Linked DNA regions of Mus musculus: region 1 is linked to region 2. The links are chromatin contacts, found by Hi-C or POLR2A ChIA-PET in ENCODE. All regions are on one chromosome and are shown on one strand. The core of a region is the stretch at or near the end of the contact, and the rest is flanking DNA. Distances in the headings are between cores, read along the strand shown.

The links. A loop is a pair of places that touch in the nucleus more often than their neighbours do. ChIA-PET counts read pairs that join two places held with the same protein, here RNA polymerase II (POLR2A).
Region 1: a loop to region 2 is called in a map of heart, with 7 times the contacts of the local background. The contact joins the promoter of Kpna4 here to the promoter of Trim59 in region 2. A Hi-C loop is called at or near these places in 1 of 37 maps with a recorded cell type or tissue (heart). POLR2A ChIA-PET finds 5 or more read pairs at or near these places in 4 of 5 experiments (Patski and embryonic stem cell).

What each region holds. Positions count from the first base shown.
Region 1 is chr3:69,125,257-69,131,338 of GRCm38, forward strand. Kpna4 (karyopherin (importin) alpha 4) reads right to left here and starts at 1,836. Exons shown (of 17, transcript NM_008467.4): 1 at 1,476-1,836. The coding sequence starts at 1,544. Gm1647 (predicted gene 1647) reads left to right here and starts at 5,977. Exons shown (of 3, transcript NR_126533.1): 1 at 5,977-6,082.
Region 2 is chr3:69,041,073-69,047,529 of GRCm38, forward strand. Trim59 (tripartite motif-containing 59) reads right to left here and starts at 3,670. Exons shown (of 3, transcript NM_025863.3): 1 at 3,541-3,670; 2 at 2,696-2,770.

The DNA of each region.
Region 1 (6,082 bases), core at 586-3,085, 82 kb after region 2:
AATGACAACTATGAACTATACATTTAAAAAGTTGGCTTTTGTTACATGTAAATTACTCCAATAAAGAGATTAAATTTGGGAGCTGAAGAAATGGTTCAGTTCTAAGCACTCACATGGCAGCTCCCAGCTGGAAGCAACTCCACTTCCAAAGGATGGGCTCCCTGGCCACAGGGCACACACATGATGCACATACACACACATCCAGACAAAACACCCCTATACACAAATCTAAAAAAAAATTTTTTTTTTTAAATTTCTTCCACTATAAAAAATGATCACAAAGATAAGCATCCTTAACTTTCAAACAATCTCTAAATAGCAACACACACCCTGGGACATACAGTTCTTCTAACGACTGCAATAAGCTAAAAGAGGATAAACTACATTAAAAGACTGACTGGCATTGGGAAAAGTCAACAAAAGTTGCCATCTCTATCCCGAAAATGCTCAAATTCAGGAACCGACCACAGCAGTCTGAAGAAGTTACCAGAACATAAAAGGGGATAAGAAGCTAAAAGCTTGACTTTTTTTTTAAATTCCCTATATTAAAAAAAAAAGTCACAATGGAAAGAAACTGTGTGCTTAATACATCGAACCTTGGAAGCAACTGTGTCTATGACAACGAAGCCTTCTTCCCCCCTTTAAAATAATACGTGATGGTGTCAGTCCATAGCCTACCGGATTCCTCACTGCCACCACCACCAGGAGGTGGAGAGAAAGGATACCGAGAAGACTAGGGGATGACAGCTTTGTATAACCCTTTGGACTTTTCTATGTAAGAATGCAAACTGGTGGTCTCTTCTCAGAGAGGAGTAAAAAGATCTGTGGACAAGCTCAAATAAGGCGGTGGAGGCAGGTGATCTTTTGACTGGAAAGGGACACATCGTGAGCCACATCTTTGAATCAGCTAGGACCAAACTGAAACCCAGGCCGCTGGAAGGCACTGCTTAGCATCACCAGGACCGCCTCTCGCGGCGGGGGTGGCTTTTTTTTCTTTCTTTCTTTCTTTCTTTCTTTCTTTTTCTCCAGCGGAGAAGTTGACTCCTGTAGTTTGGACATTGAAGTAAAACCAGAGTCGGGGCGATTAGGAAAACCTGCATGTGGAGGCGTCTCGGGCCCGGAGAAGTTCCGAGGTCGCCGCTCGCTCCCCCATCGCCCTCCACCCGCGACGCTTGGCGTCGGGGGCTCGAGCAGAGCCTGAGCTTCCGCCGCTGCGGGGCCTCCGCCGCGGCTGATATGCCCGCCGCCCTCACCCGTGTCTGGCCGGCTCGACAGGACAGGCCTAGGCCGCACCCGGCGGGCCCCGGCGCTGTCGCCGGCGGAGGCGGAGCAGGCCCGGCACAAACTTCCCGGCGCGGCGCCCGCGTCACGGCCGCTCGCCCGCCCGCCCAGCGCCATGCCGGCCGCCGCGCCCGCCCGACTCCGTACGCACCCCGCGTCCCGCCGGGGGCCGGAGGCCGCGGACCCCACTGTACCTCCAAGTCACGGCCTTTGTTCTTAAAATTCTTGAGCCGTTGGTTGTCCAATTTCTCGTTGTCCGCCATGGCCGGGCCGGCGACTCTCCCCACCCGCCCGGGCCCCGCGGGATCCGCCCCAACCACCGCGCCGCACAGACGCTCCCAGGAAGCCGGCCGCCGCCTGCGTCGCCCGCCCGTCCGCTCGCTTCCTCTCGCCCGCCGGGCCTCCGCTTCCTGGCTGGCCTCTCCTGCCCTGAGCTCGGGTACCACAGCAGCTCTGGCGAAGACGACTGCGGGGCCAGCGGCGGCGGCGGCAACGGCGGCGGAATGTGCTGCCGGCTGAGAGGGGGAGGCAGCCTCGATCTGAGGGCCCGGCTTTACGGCCACGCCCATCGCCGCCAACCCGGTCCGCCGATTGGCCGGCCGGGCTCCGGAGTGCTTAGCCAATCAAAAGGGACGATGGAGAGCGGGGGACGGAAGAGCGAAAGGAAAGGGGAAGGGAGAGTCTGGGGCAGGAAAGGGACGGGGCGCAGGAGCTTGGGAGGGGAGGGGTCACGCGCGGAGGGAGAAACCCGAGGCAGCCGAAGAGCAGCAGATCCGGGAGCGGGCGGGGATGGGCAGGGTGTAGTGGTCCTGGTTATGGTGGGATGATTCCCGGGGTGGCTTTAGATGTTGGGGTTCTGAACTTCGTTCTTTTCTCCCCCGGTGTTACTTGAGCGCTTCATTCACTTTGGAAGGCAAAGAGGTGTGTCTAAGCTACATGTGAAGTCCTAAACCCTGAGTCCTGTTCTGGGAACTGCGAACCAACCTAGGACCCGGCATCGTGGCTAGGACTGACTACGGTGATGTGCATTCTGAAAACTGAAGGGAAAGCTAGAGGGACCCGGTAGGAAAAGGAAGGTAGAAGGTTCGCAACAGGTAGAAACTTGAGAAAAATTGGTCCTTCCCTAATACCCCCATTTTGAGCAGTTTCTCTTGGGAAATTAAACTGCTTGATCACAAAGTATTAATTTATAGAGAATGACGACTATGAGCCATGACATAGCAAATGCAACATTGTGACTCTTGATAAAGGAAGTTAATCCCAAAGAAACCTCTTAACCAGGAACATTGTAACCAAAGGCGGATGTAAAACAGGTACAAAAGAGCCTCTCAAATTTTTCAGAATCGCTCCGGGCCGGTGACTCGGTTTGTAATCGTAGCTACTGGGCAAGAGGAGGAGCTGTTAAAGTAGCCCAAGAGCAAGGCCAGCCAGAGCAAGAGTCCAAAGCCACTTCGAGCAGTTTAGTGACACTTCCCCTCTTCTCTTGCGGGTTCATCTCAAGATAAATTAATAATAATAATAATAATAATAATAATAATAATAATAGAAATACAACTCATTGGAAGAAGCTAATTATGCTGGAGGCCCTAGGCTCAGAAAAGAGAGTGAGGACATGTTTTCAAAACTATATTTAAGCTGAGCATAGTGATCCACACGTTAAATCTAGCAAAGGCAGGTGGAGATGAGTTTGAGGCCAGCTGAGCTACATCATAATACCCTGTCTAAAAACAAACAAATGTGTGTGTTCATTTATCAATTATTAGTTCCCCAAATTGTGTGGTTTTTGTGAAGCAGTGGCAGTTCAGAGTCAGAAGGAAGAGGAAAGCTAAATGTGTCTGAACTTGGCAAAAAACTCTATTACAAAACCCTTTGGGAACATTTGGCTTCTGGTTCTTTCTGGTATATTTTGTTTGGGCAGAACCACATGCAGAAATGAATGTTTAGGATGCGAATATTTTATAAACCCCTTATATAAAGTCAAAGGAGGATGCTTTTGTAAGGTATAATACAAAGACAATGGGTTCAACAAGATAAAGGATTGAGTTCTTTTGGGAATGGGGGATAAAGAGAACTGCAGGATAGGAGCCTCTTGAAGATAACTTATAATGGAATGGTGGGAACAACCCTTTAGATACAAAGTAATGCCTTCCAAATAAGTCTTTGGTATTTTGTATACTTTCTGCTGGGCTTGGCGAACAAGCATTTTGGAAGTAATTCACACTGAGGGTTAACTTGAATGTAAGTTGAATTCAGAACTTAAAATTCAGATGAAGTTCATTATGTGTGTGTGGCATGTCGGCATATTCAGGTATACACATCTTTGTGCAAATGAGGACAAAACAAGATATCCTACATTGTTATTGCGCTCCACCTTATGGCCCGAGACAAGGTTTCTCACTGAATCAAAAGCTCACCATCGAAGATGTGCTTGCTGCCTTGTCTGCTTACCACCTCCTCCCAGTGCTGGGATCTCAGGCATACACACCTGCACTGGCTTTGCTGGGGAACCAACTCAGGTTCCCATACTTGGAGACTCTCTCCCTCATATAGTTTTATTCTCCAAAGATTGATTTAGTTGAGGTGATACTGAATTTACACGCTAGAGCACTAGTATATTTTAAAATATGACTAAGCCAGTTATAGTTGTGTATTCTACAATCCCAGAGCACTAGTATATTTTAAAATATGACTAAGCCAGTTATAGTTGTGTATTCTACAATCCCAGACTTATGGAACTTGGGCAGTAAGCTTCAGAATTCTGAAGCCAGTCCAGATACACTGAGAGACACTGTGTCCTAAAGCAAATCCATGAGATCTAAATGTGGCAAACCGTGCCTGTAATGTCAGCACTTGGAAATATGAGTCTGAATTCTATGTGAGACTAGGCTACAGAGCTAGAACCTGTCTCAAAAATAAAATGAAACAAAGGAAGGGTGGATTTAGGATAAGAACATTTTGGTGTAAGGATGGAGAGAGGGAGGGAGAGAGAGGAGGATTTTTTGTCTTAAGGGTTTGTGATTATGTGATCAAAATGAGAATGGCACATAGTATTATTAAGTAAAGGAAAGAAGGAGTTTTATACATTGCTAGATCTTTCTAAAATATAATTTGTGTTTGTTACAGTTGGGCTGATTCAGGAGAGAAAAATATTGAATCATAGCCAGTCACTATAGTTTGTGTATACTATGTCAAATGTTCATGTATTGAACCTTGGTTACCTGTCTTAGAGGAATTTTCCTAAGAAAGGATGAAGAGAGTTCTTGTGAGACCCTTTGATACCTCACAAGAGAGAGTTATAAAAAAGGACAAGCCTGGCTACCCGATCTTGTTTGATTGCCTGTCTAATTACAAGATCTTCCTCTCACATCTCCATGATCCTATCTGCCATAGAGGGGAGGGAAGCTTACCAGAGTCACTATAGTGCTATTTGAAGAGCTCCAAAACTATGAGATCTCTTTACTTTAGGAAGTAGCCAGACTAAAATATTTTGTTACAGTAACAGAAATTGGGTTAATACAGTAGCATCTTGTATTTTCTCAGGGTGTGTGAGGGGGATTAGGAGTGGGTTGACCAGGCATGGGGGACTTCGTGTCTTTTTATTCTCAGAAGCTTCTAACTTATGGCTTGGGGCGTCTGAAGAAAATGACTATTTATTTTGAAATTGATGTTAATTCAATTGAGGGAGGACAAACACCTAGGTTTTTGTTTGTTTGTTGACCTAGCATTGCATTGCATGCAGTCCGGACTGACCTCCATCTTTTTATGGAGACAAAACTGGACTTGAACTCCTGGTTCCCCTGCTTCTGCTTCTCCAGTGCTGCCCATTGCTTGTATACTCCTCCACACCAGGGTCGTTTATTTCTCAAAATTAGTTTCGACTATTTAATCAAAGGGAAACATTGAATTGAATTAGGCTCAACCCTCATCCTAATACCCTCCCACTTCAGACAAGTTCCCTGCCCTGATTTTTAAAACTTTTTAAAAGACAGTAGGTTGCAAAGGTTTCTATAATCATAATAACAATGTTACCAGATACTGAGTTTCTACAATCTAGGTCTGGGTAATTTGTTTATGTGAGATATTTTATTATTATTTGTGTGTTTACTCTTATAGCACTAATCCAATACAATATGACAGGTTTGTTTGTTTTTGTTTTTTTTTTTTTTAAAGACAGGTTCTTACTATGTAACTAAGGTTTGCCTGTAATTTGTAATCTTGTTTCACATTCCCAAGTGCTAGGATTATTCCCCCCTCCCCACCCCATGTCTTTATAAGACAGCCTTCTAACCCTCTGTTTAGGGTCCCTCAGGCTAGATTAAGCTGGCCTCTGGCTTGCTGTATAGCCAAGAGTAGCCTTGCGTTCTTAATTCTCCTGCCTCCACCTCTCTAGTGCTTAGATTGTCGGAGTAAGTCACCACACCTAGCTTTATAAATGCATTGACTTCTTACAACGATCCTATAAAATAATTGTATTCACTTTACAAATATAAGATTGAACGGAAGAGAGGTGCAGGAATTGATTGAAGTCAAACAATGAATGTTAGAGCAGGCATCTGAACCAATCCTGGTATCAGAGCCACCTGGGAAAGACATGAATGTGTGCACTCATGGTGCACTTTGAAGGGAGGTATTACTTCCACTTTCTGTATGAGAAGCCTAAGGTTTAGTGTGCCTAAGAAGTCTGCCAAGCCTCACACCACTACTAAGTGCTGATTCTGGGCCTGTTTAGCTCTGAACACCACACTCCTGGTAGATGAACCAGCAGTCACTCTGTCTTTGAATGTAGTAGCTCAGGTGGACC
Region 2 (6,457 bases), core at 2,420-4,919:
AAGTTAAAAAAGTACTATCTTGGACAGGGGGCTGGGGAGGGTCGGGGCAAGCATCTATGATGAATCCTTTCAAATGGTCATGAAACCAATTCTTGTTCATCAGTCCCAGAGTACAAATATAAGTATGCAAATTTCAAGACAGTATATAGTAGGATCCCAAAGCCCTGCAGAGATTATACAAACTAAAAATAGACTAATTTCCCAAAACAGATACTTTATAGAATATAATTAGCGAATTAGCTATATTAGCAAGAATGAAGAGAGTACATTAAAAGAATGCCCATCCTGACTATGCTGGGCTTGTACATCAGTGATAGAGTAAGGTTCTAGGCTCACTCTCCAATACAACTGCATGAACCTTGTTAATTGAGTAACAGGAAATCTGAAATAATTCACTCAGTGAGGGCAATGGAGGGTGAACCGTGTAACCACATTAGATTTTGAAAAACAATGCAAGGATCAGATTAGAAACAGAAAGTGGGATTGTGAAGACCGCAGCCTCCGGAGAGGAAAGGGCAGCCACCGTTTAAGGAGTGCAGAGCTAGAATATGGCAAGATGAAAAAATCTTGAAAATGGGTTTTACTGAAGATTACCAAAGTGAATGTATGTAATGGCACTGACTGTCTACATTATTAAAAGGGTTTCAATGGTACATGTATGCACTGTAAAACACAAGAGGAACTATGAAACCTTTTAACTATTTTCTTTCCTGTCAGATTATAAATTTCAATCAATTTCAAAAATAAGCCATGTGAAATGTATTTTCCTCCAATGAGTACTAAAATCTGAAGTAAAAACTGATAGTTAAGCAAGATAACCCACTTCAATTTAAGTTACCAAAAAAATAAAAAACAGGTTAATACTGGGTCACGGTATTTTATCGCAAGGCTCAATTATCTATTTGTAAGTGATTTCACGAAGTTCTTGTGTTTAAATATAAACACACCTAAGTTTCTCATCCTTTTACAAAACCGACTGACTTTTTACGTCTACAAGGATCCCAGATATAAAATCCTGTGCTTCTAGATTTTAATTCACAACAGTTAACTGCTCTTCATCTTTGAGCATGAATGTCATAAAATACTCATTAGTTTTTACTTTTGTTTCATTTATTGAACTGGGTCTCATGTGTTCTAGGCTGCCCTCAAACTGCACACATAGGAAAGGTGACTTTGAATTCTTCCACCTCTGAAAGCTGAGACTGTAAGCCATATGCCATCCATCACACAGGGTCGAATTATATATTTTTATATATTTTACAATCTCCAAGGAAATTATGTTTCCCAAACCACACTGCTCCATGACTTGCCACAGAAGCCTGGGAAAACTCAGGCCGTGCTACACCCACTTCTGGGCTGCACAGCCTTGTGGCCCTAATTGATAAAAAAGTCTAATGTGTGAAATTACAGGCTTGGGGGGGGGGGGGGGCGAAGAGAGAATTGCTATGATTATGCCATTTATATACTACCATAAGACAAAACTTTAAAATAAACTTTTCTCAGTCACTATAGACGTATACAAAATCTTGTGTTGAGACATATTTTATATACTGTATGTTAATTTTCAGTCTAGAAGAATTTAAAATATTTTCATGTGTAAATGTAAAATTATAATTTTTTTCCTTTTCTAGACAGGGTTTCTCTGTATAGTCCTGACTGTACTAGATATAATTATAATTTTAAAAAATACTATAGCAATATCTAACTTTAAGTCTTTACTGATTTGTTCTGTTTCATTCTAATATAAACCTATTCCACAAAGCTATGAAAGAAGCTACTAATGTAACTTAACCAGGAATTGACATGAGAAATTATACTTTAACTGATTTTTTAATACTATTTCTTAGGGCTGGAGAGATGGCTCAGCAGTTAGGGGCATTAGCTGCTCTTTCAAAGGTCCTGAGTTCAATTCCCAGCAGCCACACAGTGGCTCACAACCACCTGAAATGGGATCTGTTGCCCTCTCCTAGTGTGCATGTGAAGACTAATGTGAAAACAGTGTGTCTACCAATATACATAAAACACAGTATTCAAAAAATAGTTTTTCAAAGTGAAAATATATTTGATGGAAAACATTCAGCAACATATTTGCAATGTCAGTATATATATATTACCCAAAGTCAAAATTTTACTTTTTACCAGGTTAAAATACAGGACCTTGGCTCACTAAAAATGTAGATCAATGTGTAATACTGGGCAAAAAGGAATAAAGGTAGCTTGAATAATAAATGCAGCGTGCAAACGTGTAAGGCAATACCATTTTGTGTGCATGACTTAAGACGTCCACACATGCTTATAAAATGTCTGTTAGATAAAAGTGAAAATCTTTTAGCCAGGCAGTGATGGCTTTGGCTCCAGCACTTGGGAGGCAGAGGAATCTCTGAGTTAAAGACCATCCTGGTCAACAGAGCAATTATCCAGGACAGCCAGGGCTACACAGAGAAACCATGGTTTTTTGTTTTTTGGTTTTTTTTTTTTTTTTGGGGGGGGGGGGAGAATCAAACAAAAAACTGAATACCTTTTAGATTAGGTCATTTCTCACTTTATGCTTCCTCCATAAGATGGTTAAAATTTTATACACTTCCAATATACATCTTTTTTTCAAGAGATTTTTCAATCTTTCATCATAGCCCAGGAATCACACACTCTAATATCCTGATGTTTCTTCGTATCCAGTTAACTTCCCAGAGCTTACCTGGTCTGTCAATCTCCTGATCTGGACACTGGGTGTACTTTATCTTCTCCAACTTTTCCAGGATCCTTTGTTATTCTAAAAGTAAAACAATTTAATGTTTCAGATTTTGCCTGCAGTAAATATTTCATCTTTAAAGTCCCAACCATTTCCACACAAAGGACTTTTTACAACATAACGAATCTCTGACTCTGGACAAGATTAACCAATGATGGGAACTAAACACTCATAGTTTGGTTTGGTGGGTTTTTTGAGACTAATTTTGTAGTCCTCACTGACGACCTGGAACGCACAGGAGAGCTTGCTGCCTCTGTCTGCCCCCATGCTGGGGTTACAGGCGTGCACGTTCATGCCCCGCTTCAAAGTTTTATTTAAACTCAGCAAGACGACTAGAAATATCCTCGCGCGTAGATATCCCCAGCTCGAAACTACGTTAAATTATTCCCATCAACACATTGGGTGGTCTCCGAAACGCTGCAGGCCTCAGTTTTACCTATGAAGGTTCACATCTGTACAATGGGCATAAGTCCTACGTGAACTCCAAACAAAGAAGTGGCTCAAAGATGGCAGTCACACCCTCTTGTCCAGGATGCCCAGGGCTCACTCGCCCCGCGCGGTGCTGCGGGATCTGCTAGGCTCACCTACCGGCCCTTACGACCTCAATCCCGCCGGTAGCTCGGAGCGCCGCTGCTCCACCCGCGAGCGCGCGAAGCGAGGAGAGGCGAGCGCACGCCCTCCGGAGCCCAGCCCGCCTCCCCATCCTCAAGTCGGCGGCGAACGCACCGGGGCCGCGGGCGCTCGAGAAAGAGGGGCAGCGAGCCGCCTCCCCGGCGGAGCCGCGTACTCACCGCGAGGCGGGCGAGGCGGGCGAGGCGGGCGAGGCGGGCGAGGCGGGCGAGGCGGGCGACGGCGCGCACGGCGAGGGCTCCCGGGCAGCCTGGTGCGGACACTGCGAGGCGCTCGCCCGAGTCTTCAGGTGCCCGGCGGGGGCGGGGCCGGCGGCGCCGCAGCGACTTTCAACCGCGCCGCCTCCGCCAATGAGAGAGCGCGGGCGGCCTTTGAACACCAACGGCCGAGGGCCAGGCGCCTGCGCACTAGCGCGCGGCGCGGAAAGCGCACGGGCGGCAGGGGTCGCGCCTTGGGGGGGAAGGGCTGGCGCCAGGACCTCGCGAGGGCGGGGATGCGCGGGTGACCCGGCGGCTTCTGGAGGCGGCTGGCTGAGGGACTGCTTATTACTTAGGACCACGCCCGCACGGGATGGTTCTGGAGCTGGCGGCGCGCAGGCTTCTTCCATTGTTACCTCACAGGTTCCTTGTTCAGTCACCGGCTGGAGGGCTCGGCGCGCTCGCCCGCCCCCGTGAGGCTCCGGTCCTCCAACTTAGGCGCGCCTAAGCCTTCATCTGTGTCCTCCCTGTCCTCTCTAACACGCTGGGTCAGAAAACACAGTAGTGGCTTTTCACTTTCTCGGAGAAACGCCATTCCAGAGCTCAGACCGCTCTCCGCTCCCGGCCGGTGTGAGCTACAGAGCAGATTCCAAGTCAGCCTAAGACTCACAGCAAGACTTGACCTCGGAGACAAGATGGAAAGAGGGGGCGTAGAGGAAGGAAAATGGATTGTGCCTTCAAGGAGTGTGCTTTACAGGTCCATAGAGTGCCCGACCCTGCCAGAAAGTTCTGTAACCAAACATGGGGAAGGGGCAGAGAAGAGGAGCCTTAGCACTAAGGCAGCTCCACGCTGACCGGCAGCGCTACTCAGGATTTATGAACTGTTATTCATGCGCTCTATAGATGATAGTGTTGGTCTGGAAAAGAAAGACTAGAAATTACAATTCAAATACAGGCACCAAAGCGTAAAAGTCGTAAACCTAAAAACCTCATGTGTTGGGGCGTCAGCCTTCGAAAACTTTGGGCTGAAAAAAAAAAATCAGCTGCTTTGGGTGTCTTCCATTACGATATACACACTCCCAATACTCCCTTTGTGATAGAGTATTGAGAAACGGGATAAAGGATGGGAAATACGTGGTTTTGTTACAGGTATAATATCGGAAAGATGATGAACAGAAATGTGACTTCTGAGCTGGGGGTGTAGCTCAGTTCCAGTGCTCGCCTGGCGTGTTCAGTTCCCACCATGGAAAAGCCAAACCGCTGAGCGCACATTAACATCTTCTTGGCGCTCCTCAGACTCCTTGCTTGAAAACTTTTTGTCTTGAGCTTTGAAACAGAAAGTCAGCGCTGGCTGTTCTTCCAGAAGACCCACACAGCAGCTCACAACTGTTGCACGGGAATCTGATGCTCTCTTCTAGCCTCCCAGATCACTAAGCAAGGATGTGATGTACGCATGCATGCACGTTACAAACCACACATTAAAGAAATAGATAAACGGGGTTTTATTTGTTTTTAACTGACCAGAGGTAACAGCAGTTAAGAGCACTTACTATTCTCAAATTCAGTTCCCAGCATGACTGTGGACCCCTCACAACTGCCTGTAACTCCCGCTCCAGGGGATCTAAGCTCACTCTTGACTGGCTCTGCAGACACACACAGATGGCATATACTTACACTGACAATCACTCGTACACATAAAAAATAAAAATAAAAACAGTAGAAGCTTGTATACTGTCTTAGATAAGAACAATAAACTCTTGAGGAATTACAGAGCGAACATATATTTGTATTAGAAGGCAAGTTCTAGGGCTGTTACTAAAAGATACTAAAAAGATGGGGACAGACAGAAGCTAGTAGAAGCTAAGGATTACTTCAAGGAGCTTGTTAGGAAACGTTCATTGTAGCCCCATCTAAGTCTCTGGCCAGCAAGGATACTTTCTGGTTTTCTTATCTGAAGGAGAGTCTTCCCACAAGAATCTGTTTGCTGCAGACAGGAAAATGCAGGCCCGCTGGTCCTGGCTAACGTCAGAGTTCCTCAAGTGATTTCAGCTGTAGTCATCCGCATACCAACCCCACCTAACTTGAGGCAGCCCTTCACTCTGTGAGAATTAGCACAAACTGTAACCCAGCAAATGGGTTTCATGCCAGACAGTCATGGCATACAGTCTTAATCTCAGCTTCTGGGGGCAGAAGTGTTGGTTCTCAGGAGTTAGTAGACAGTCTAGTCTACAGACCTAGTTCTAGGACAGTCAAGGCCACACAGAGAAACCCTGTCTAGAAACACACACACACACACACACACACTACCAACAAAAAGAATGTATTCCACGTCAAATGTGGTCAAACCTCTAGTGCTAAAGCAGGAGGATCCCTGCAATTTAGAGGCCAGCATAGTCTATACCATGAGTTTGAGGACAGCCTGGGCCACGAGGTTGGGACGTTATCTCGAAACATACATAAAAAGCATGTTCTTCAATAATGCTTTTCTTCAGAATCATGGAGAAAGCCATGTTTAATAGTATGTGCCTGTAATGTCAGTGCATGGGAAACTGAGGCAAGAGGCCTGGATTACATACTGAGACCTTGACCCTAAATAAGTAAATAAATAATCAGCCATTGTTAAACAAAATTGTTATTATATCTCTGTGACAAATTTCTCTAACATTTCAGGCCCAGGGAAAATGTTTCTTTTGCTAGTTTTGCTTTTTTTTTTGGTGAGCCATGAAGGTCATACAATGATAACTTTGTTGCCAGCTGCTAAGGAATTGGCTACAAGTCTTAGCAAGCTCTTCCTTCCCAGGATACATTGTTTAATATAATGTTAGCTCCAGCCTCAAGATAGATTTCTGACCTCAAGTGAATTGTGAGGCAGATCACTGTT